Regions from separate parts of the Homo sapiens genome. Here region 2 is linked to region 1. A link is a contact called in ENCODE Hi-C or POLR2A ChIA-PET data. All regions are on one chromosome and are shown on one strand. The core of a region is the stretch at or near the end of the contact, and the rest is flanking DNA. Distances in the headings are between cores, read along the strand shown.

Evidence for each region. Hi-C counts contacts between places; a loop is a spot of excess contacts on that map. ChIA-PET counts read pairs that join two places held with the same protein, here RNA polymerase II (POLR2A). Pooled maps may share reads with other maps.
Region 2: a loop to region 1 is called in a pooled map, with 4 times the contacts of the local background. The contact joins the enhancer-like site here to the promoter of LINC00548 in region 1. A Hi-C loop is called at or near these places in 2 of 168 maps with a recorded cell type or tissue (gastrocnemius medialis and psoas muscle), 1 of 37 single-sample maps with no recorded cell type and 9 of 50 pooled maps. POLR2A ChIA-PET finds 5 or more read pairs at or near these places in 1 of 52 experiments (endothelial cell of umbilical vein).

Annotation. Positions count from the first base shown.
Region 1 is chr13:40,217,231-40,221,751 of GRCh38, reverse strand. It overlaps LINC00548 (long intergenic non-protein coding RNA 548), which reads left to right and starts at 1,250. Exons shown (of 6, transcript NR_033877.1): 1 at 1,250-1,315. LOC124903162 reads left to right here and starts at 4,059. Exons shown (of 5, transcript XM_047430821.1): 1 at 4,059-4,174. The coding sequence starts at 4,122.
Region 2 is chr13:40,437,714-40,442,234 of GRCh38, reverse strand. The region is part of intron 6 of LINC00598 (long intergenic non-protein coding RNA 598); the gene reads left to right. Among named protein-coding and RNA genes, the nearest start is that of LINC00598, 41 kb to the left of the region's middle. Within about 2 kb of position 2,168, at least 22 of the 41 ENCODE cell types and tissues checked have a DNase peak (open chromatin) inside an H3K27ac peak, as active enhancers do; they include endothelial cell of umbilical vein, gastrocnemius medialis and psoas muscle, where a contact is called at or near this core.

The sequences.
Region 1 (4,521 bases), core at 1-2,500:
TACAAATGAAACAACTGTGGCTTCCAAAGGACAGGCAGAGGCTCCCCACTACCCCTCGATGTTTTTAATTTAAATTAAGCCTCGGTTGGAGAAAACAAAAGGCTGTCCAGTTTGGGGCCCCACAGTGGTCTGGTAGGATGGCCCGTAGCACCTCTAATGTCACAACCCAGGCTGTGAAATGTTCTGAATCACATGACCTTAGACTTTTGGTTCAGGCTAATTAAGCCTCTTCCGACCGTACAGAATGTTCTGGTTTGCAGCAGTTGTTGTGCAATCATTTAAACTGTACACCTTTGTTCCAGAGAGCTAGTTTGATTCTCTCTGCTTCTCTTTTGTTTTTCTGTGGAGAATCCAGGCCCAGGTGGGCTGTTTCCTTTTAAATAAATAAGAATGTAATCTACTTGGTGCTCTCATGAGATGTCTGGGCTTGTGGCCATCAAGGAGGCTATTTTCAGAGGTGGGCAGTGGGATAGAACCAGTTAGTACTTCCACCCTGCAAATCTCCTCTCTGCCTAATGGCCTCTTTCTTCCCTCCTGGGGAGGGCTTACCTACACGCACTCTGTATTTGAAAAGGGACAGTGGTGGGAAAGGTCACTGGGAGTCAGTGGGAGAAAAGTTGTTGCAAATGAATCTCTGTCCACAGAGTTAGTGTGGGAGGGAGAGGAGCAGGTCATAGTTTAAAATTTATTTTATCAGATGTTCCATAAGCATGAACTGGGCTTAATGATCGGACTATGTGACTTGGGTATTATGGTGTTATCATTAAATTACTAGTGAATCCTTACTAGGGGTGAATAAGGAAGAATTCTCACCATCTGTGGAAGTGAGACGATCGCTTGAGGCCAGGAGCTCGAGACCAGCTTGGACGGCATAGCAAGACCCCATCTCTACAAAAAAATAAAAACAGTTAGCTGGGTGCTGCAGCGAGTTATGATTGCACCACTGCATTCCAGTCTGTGAAACAGAGTGAGACACTGACTCCAAAAATAAAGAATTCTCAGAATTTGAGTCTGTGGTGTCTACACATTTCCCACTGTTTCAGCGTCAGCTTGGACTAACGTTTTTACAACCCCCAGTTCTGCAATGGCGTTAGAGGTTTTCTCAATTTCAGATTGCTTTACCTACTGTATATCTAAAGTGATAAAGATCTTGGAAAAGAAAGTAGTGCTTTCACTTTGGGGCAAGTTGCTTAGCTCATCTATGCCTTAGTTTCTTCATCTATAAAGTGGGGATAATAGCACCAAACATAAACAGTTGCTGTGGGGATTGAATGACTAGTGCATGTGAAGCTGCCAGTGTGGTGCCTGCCTCGGGGTGAGTGCTCTGCGAAAGTCAGCTACTCTTGTTATTGACAAATGCTCATGAGGTACAACCACGTGTCAGGTAAAGGCTAGGTGACTGAGTACGAAGATAACTAAGACAGAGTATCCTGCCCAAGGGATTGTTTGCAGCTTGTTTGGGGGAAAGATATGTGAATAAATACGATTAAGAATCACGGGTGCTGTGAAAATTCTGAGTAGGGTAGAGTGAGGGGCCCACTGTGCCTGGGAAGGGTTTGAGGGTGGTCAAGAAGGGCTTCTAGATCAGACAACTCTGGAGCTAAGGCTTGAAGTATGAGTAGGCGTTTACCAGGCAGATGGGTGGGAAGGCCGTTCCAGCGGGGACAGGAAAGCACCCCTTTCCCCCTGCTTGCTTGAGCACCCATCACAGAGGGCCTGGCAGTGAGGCCTGGTGGCACAACCTGGAGCATTGCCTGCACGCCCCTAAACAGACTATTTACTCGCCCTTGCTGCCGCCTCATTTTGGTTTGCCGAGGGTGGGGGAATATGACCATGTACAGGGCGTAATTGGAGACGAGAACAGCCCTCCAAGATAACTCCGTGTTGGTGATCACAGGGCTTACAGGGAATATGGGGGAGGCCCTGCACCCCAGCTCAGCTTCTTCAGGGGCCTTTCTCAATAGGGACTTTGACTTTCTGCAAAGTGATTGACTTCGGCCATGTCCAGCCCTTGCTTGTAGGGTGCGCAGGTGTAAGGAGGTGTGAGAAGTGTAGGGAGAAGGTAACTCTGAGAAAGTAGGCTCCTTGCACAGACACATAAGAAGGCTCTTTTGCACTTGCTCAATAGTAACTAATTCTTTTATTTCTCTGGCCTAAAAATAAGGCCCTTCACAAATTATTCTGAATCTAACTCTCAAGACATTACCTTCTTTTGCCATTCGCTGTATTCAAATGGTACCACTTGCCATTCCATTAATATTGATGTATTTCTATCTTCATAAACTTGCTTGTATGAGTCTCCACTCCTGGAATGCAATACCCTGCTACTCAGTGCTCAGTTTGAATGTTACCTTCACTTACGTAGAGGCAGAGGGAATGAAATGTTAGAAGTTACAGGGACCTCGGGATCTTCCACTTCTGCCTCCTTACTTCGGGGAAACCAAAGCCTAGGGAGGTGACAGGGTTTATGTTAGACCAACATTAAAACCAGGGCTGAGAAAAAAATCTCCTTGTTCTTAATTCACTATTCTTTCCATGTGGCAATGCCCTTCATTCACTTTCAATAACTTCCCTTAAAACACTTTTTACATTCCATTTTGTTTTACAATTTCTTTTAATTGTATTTATAGCTCTGAGGGCAGAGACCATGTCTGAATCATTTTAGTGTATCCCACAATATTTAACACAGGCTTACACATGGTAGGTGCTTACTATGTGTACTAAGCTTGAATGAATGAATGGATGGATGGATGGATGGATGGGTGGGTGGATGGATGGATGGGTGGGTGGTCAAACGGATGAATGGGTGGATGGATGGATGGGAGGATGTGTGGGTGGGTGGATATGTCAATGAGTCTTTGGATAATTGCTGATGTAGCAGTGCCCCAGGAATGTGCTCAGGTGTCCTATTATTCCCATAGAAGACTTTATCTGCAAATGTGTGTGTCATATAGCAGAGGTAAATAGAGCTGCAGGTGTGGCTTGCTCATTTTCTGATGTGGTGAAGAAAAGATTATGAGAGGGGGCTGGGTGAAGAGTATACCCTTCCAGGTGTGTACAATAATAATAACATAGCTCTTTATTTGTTCCAGGTTATGTATTAAGTACTTCTGTGTACATTATCATCTTTAATCCTCGTAGCGACTTTATGAAACAAGTGTTCTTATCGCAGATTTTCACACATTTAAGGAAGTTGAGTAATTTGCCAAGGAAATTTCAGAAGTAGGACTTGAACCCAGGTTGTACTGACACAGAAGCCCAGGCCCTTATCCACTCTATGGAGCTAGGAAATGTCAGGGTGGCAGCTGGCTGCGAGGCCTTGGAAATCTTAGCTGCTATGTTTGAACTGAGTCAGGCCACTAATTTCCTGAGTGGGCAAATCACTTAATTTGGCTTCTTGGTTTACTCTATGGTTTAATGGAAGTAATAGAATCTTCTTAGCAGGAGTGCTGTGAAAATTAATGACCGTGTATAAAGTGCTTTAAGATAAAGATTTTCAGATCAAAGGAGCTGAGGAAAGGGAGTTTGGAGTGCTATTAGGAGAAAGGGAGGACCTTCTGCTTATTCTATTTCCATGGACTGGTTGGTGAATGGGCAATGGATTTGCAAAAAAATCAGCTTCAAATCAATTTTCATTGATGAGGAGTTCTGGGGAGGATGTGGAACCTGGTAAATAATTTCTAGATTCAATTTTCACACGTTTATGAAACACTATTTTTAGCACTATATGATTTTGAAAGAGAATTACTGTGATAAATTAATAATGATGGTAATTAAACACCACTGGGGAACCAGGGGAAAAAGTACACCATAGGTTTCATCTCTGAGTCAGCCTGACTCCTTCATTGACAAACTCAGCATGTCGTATTCTTCTCCTCCATCTGCTTGCACTCAGTCATGGACATGGGAAAGGGACAGAGAAAGAGAAACTCTCTGTATGTCACCACATCCCCTTTCCCCTTCTCTCCAGACAAGAGCATCTCTTTTTTTTTTTTTTTCAGAATCTTGCTCTGTCACCCGGGCTGGAATTATGTGGCATGATCTCGGCTCACTGCAACCTCCACCTCCTGGGTTCAAGTGATTCTCTTGCCTCAGCATCCTGAGTAGCTGGGATTACAGGCATGCACCACAATGATCGGCTCCAAACAGGAGCATCTTGGTATGATTTTTGTAGGTAGGTGTATCAGTCAGTTTTTCTGTTGCCATGAAGAAATATCTGAGTCTGGGTAGTTTATAGAGAATAGAGGTTTAATTGGCTCACAGTTTTGTAGGCTGTACAAGCATGGCTCCGGCATCTGCTTCTGGTGAGGGTCTCAGGAAACTTCCAGTCATGGCAGAGGTGAAGTAGGGAGCAGGTGCTTCAAATGGTGAGAGTGGGAGCAAGAGAGAGAAAATGGGGGAGGTCCCAGACTTTTAAACAGTCAGATTTCACTTGAACTAACTGAGAACTCACGTATCACCGAGGCTACGGTGCTAAACCATTCATGAGGCATTCACTCCCATGATCCAGCCACCTCCTGC
Region 2 (4,521 bases), core at 919-3,418, 220 kb before region 1:
AGAAGTGAGGGTGCATTAGAAATCTCTGTGTAGCAAGCACTGGTATTTCTCATTGAGCCTGATAAAACTCAGAGCATATGGCAGGGAATCAACCACACATTGGACTTGAGATGTATTAGAACCATCCTTAAGTAGAGCCTTCTTTGAGATTGATTCAGAGTCTTGCTAAAGTGTTAATTTGCAAACTTACTCTTCTAACTATTTAGCAAAAGCGAGGGAAAATTTATTTATTTATATATTTTTACAAACAAAGGTTAATCATGTTGGATAATTTTTTTCTTTATAGGAAGGCAATCAAACAAAAGCAAAATTTAGAAGACTCTGTGTTCATGTTTGCACATAGATAACAGGGCCAAATCTGCCTCAAAGATCGTATTGATGTGATTCTTCATAGCCAGCCTCTCTCACCTTTATTCAGTGCGATTTGGGAACTACTGTATAATATTAAACTGATGGAATTGGCCCATTATGTCAAAGGACATCTGTATGTACACAGTTATTACCACACTTTTTTCCTGGTATAAACTCCTTAGTAAGGACAAGGAGCCACAACATCATGCTAATTTTTAAAAGCATTTAGATGGTGAAGCCATTATCTGTGATGGTGAAAACATGTTGGTATGCATTTAATGGTTAGGACCCTTTATCTGCAAAGGATACTTACAGGCCCAGGGCTCAGGAAACTCAAAAGGAAAGCTCCAGTTCCCATATCGAGTTGCTTGCCAGCCCTTTGGTAAGCCTTGGCAGGCTTCCACCTGTGTCCTGCCCTGGTCTGACCTCCAGAGCCTGTCAGTGCTGGCACCCTCTGAGTACGAGATGGGATGAATGGCCAGCGGCTAGTGCCATCTGAGACTTCAATCAACTTGATACCAAAGGTTAATCTCTTTCACGGGAATCACCTAATTTGTTATGGCCTGCAAGTACTTTCTAGCAGAAGCCTTTTTTCCTATGACGCCGTTTGGCTCATATGTTTAGGTATGCCTCAAGACCTCTAATAGTGTCTAAAATCTCCTGTTTGGGGAGTAATCCCTTTCCCCCTTTTTACATAGATCTTGTTCCTCGGTCTTGGGCAGACAGCATTCATGGGATTCTCTAGTTTAAGATCTTAACATGCTCTGTTTCTTGGATGTTTGGAAAATGTTTATTTGAGAGACAGAGACAGGAATGCGTTTTAGACTTTCATTCCCACTGGGCACAGAGAAATCTGATAGTGATAGAATCTCACAAATAGCTTGAGATATTCCATATCCCTCAGGAGGAGGCTGTTGCGATTTTTATCAATGAAACCTGGCTTGCTCCAGTCCATCTAAGATGATCAAAATGCTCACTCAGAAAAGCAGAATGTTACGTTGGCAATTCCCCTTTCGCACAATAAAATGAGCATGTTTTCTTCACCTACTTTCCTTTTCTTTCCTACAGCCTTCTCCTTCCCTTGGAGTTTGATGGGGTCTGATGCCCTTCTGACCTGGGAGGCTGTTTGAGGAGTTGACATTGCCTATGGGGGCAAAGAGGGGAAATGGGAGCAGAAAACAGCCTGGGATGGCCAATTGCCTCCTTTATCCACAGAAAATTGAAACACTTCAATTAAAAGGAACCATTAGAACAAGAGATTTCCATCTATAGTGTTGTCCCATATTACCAGAATGTGTTAGAAAGATGCTCCAAAACACCCGAGTAAATGTTGCCAGCATGATTCTTGGGGCTGGTGACCCTGGGTCTCAATCCCATGTCAACAAGTTACTTGTCCCCGAGTGACCCAGGGCTAGTCTCTGAGCCTCTTTAAACTTCATTATTTAGTAACTTTAAAACGTGAGTGACTGGGCCAGGCACAGTGGCTCACACCTGTAATCCCAGCACTTTGGGAGGCTGAGGCAGGACGATCACTTGAGACCAGGAGTTCAAGACCAGCCTGGGCAACATGGTGAGACCACATCTTGCTAAAAAAAAAAAAAATTAAGAAAAAAAAATGCTGCCATAGCCCTGTGGGAAGTATCCAAGATACTCCAGTCAGTAAAGGTCAGGGTCAGTTATTTGGAGGTGGAGCAGATGACAGGGCTGAGCCTACACAGCCAATTGGTCAGTTCCAGGGGTCTGGCAGCCAAGAGCTGATTGCATTGGTTTCAATTTTGTGCTACTGAGCAGTGCCTCATGGTCCAGTTTTGGTGCAGTTGAATTTGTGGAACTGGCTGTATCTGAATCTGAGGATTTAGCCCCTGCTGGCTGCTGTAAACATGTCCCTCTAGTTACTGAGCCACTGGTGTGTGGCTTCTTGCCTAATTCTGTACACCCTAGGGATGGCTTTGACCCTTAGCAAGGTGTCTTGGAGAGCTGGATTTCCAAGAAAGACCTCAGAGCTGGAAAGGGCCCTGGATCTTGCATGGTGGCTTTTCTCCAATAATAACATAGAGTAAAGGGGGCCCATGATAGGCAAGGAGAGGTGGTGCCAGAAGTGGTAGACTGCCTGGAAGTCTAAGATCCAGGGCTGAAGCTTGTCAGGAACACAGAGAAGGCGTGGGAGCAGGAAAGGCCTTGGAGGAGGGGCCGGTGGGGGGAAAACATGCAGGTAAGATTCCTTATGAGAGAGCTCCAGGCCTCATGGAACAGGTGTCCTCAGGAGCTGCAGCAGCAAGCACTACGGCTCTGCAGTTTAAAAGCCACCTTCTAGCTGAACGTGAGGCTAGTTATGAACCTTACTGTGTCTCAGCTTCCTCCTTTGTAAAGAAGGAATGATAATCTTACCTTGCTCATGGGGCCATTGAGAGCAGCTGATCCACATACATGGCTTAGGGCTGTCTGCGGCACAAAGTATCTCTCTTAGAAATGTTAGCCGTTACGTTTTTTACGGGAATGGGCCTAAGATTCTATCTCTGTGTATTTCTGTCATCCTGATCATGGGACTATCTCTTCTGCCAATCTCTTTTATTTGCTCCACTCTTTCCTTCTGCTCAGGAATCTTTAAAATCCTAATCAGAGGTATTTGTTAAGTAGTTAATTGTATGTGGCTCTCGGCTCCGTGGAGTATAATGATCAAGCTTGTTTCCTGAAAGTGAAAGTGGTTTTCTGAGCTGTCTTGGAAAATATGTGCCTGCTTTTCGGGCCCACTATTCTGAGACCAGTAGATGCTGAACAGAAGCAGGGGTGCTTTCTCTAGAGTATAAGTCAGTAATAGCAGAGGTCAGGGAGCCGTTGCCAAAGGGCTAAAGAGAATTTAGCCTGTGAACTAGATAGATAATTCTAGTTCAAATCAATGCTTAATAGAATGACAAAAGAATAATTGAAATATGAATTTAAGGGCAGTCAGATTTAAAAAATTATAACTGTTCCAGGTCTTAGGTGATCACTTTCTAGACATGAGGAACTGTGATATTCACCTCTTTCTTTTGGAAGATTATTGACGTCAGTGCTGACAGATTTAACTGTTGGTTTCAGCAAACGGATGTTAACAAAATGGACTTTAATAAGTTTATCTAAATTCCAAGAAAATCTCCAGAGCATGGGGGCATAAGCAGCAAAGGGGTTCTGAATTCCTGGAGGGTTTTTTTTTTTTTTTTTCAAAGGAGAATAAAATAGAAGAACACAATAAGATACTTTCTTTGGGCTCAATGAAAGCTGAGAGAGGAGGAAGAAAACAAGTTCATGTAGGAGAAAGATGAAATAAAAATGTGAATTCAGCAAAAAGAAAAGGAAACTGGGGCAGACTCCCAAGCAGCATACACTGCGGTGACAAAGACGTGGAAGAATTAAGGTCAAACTAGCAAAAGCAGTTCACAAGACACCACTTGCCAAAGACAAACAGGGCCGTGAGCAGGCACAACAAAATGTGACCTCTGTTCTTTATGAGGCAGGGATGAAGAGCTGATAATAATGCCATCCACCGAACAGAGATGTTTGATGTCCCTTTAAAAACCTTCTATACTTAAAAAAAAAAGAACAGGAAATAGGACAGAAGGCTCGGAGGGTGGTGGATGATGTTTCAAATGGGTTAAGGGTATTCAAGTCAGAAGTCTTAGTGTACTTACATTTCAGGGTATGAAAATGAAGTAGCCAAAGTCATTTCCAGAATGAATTTGTGCAATGGGGGAGGAACCCCAAAATTGTAAAGAGCTGTCACATCCATATACACCCGTACACATTAGTACACACACACACCACACACACACATGAAGGTTTAGGCAATAAACCCTGGGAAAAGTCTCCAAGTAAATTAGCAAGCATCTTGAATAAAATACGGTTCAGGGTAAAAGCCTTCATACTTAAAATGGGTGTCTCTGTCTAAGAAACTCTCTTGCTCTGTAGAGGGAATGGCTTCTTGGTCAAGGGGACTCACTGGATATCTTTAGGTTTCAGAGGGACCCAGTGACTGTCCAAAATGATGCTGATCAATAAACTAAGCAATACAACCAGACCAGCTACCATATGTGTTTGCCCTTTGTTCTGGACTGAGCAACTTTTCATGCATCGTGAGTTCTCCAGGTCTGATTTGCCACTATTTTTCCCAGTTTAACATTTTTTTTTTTAAGA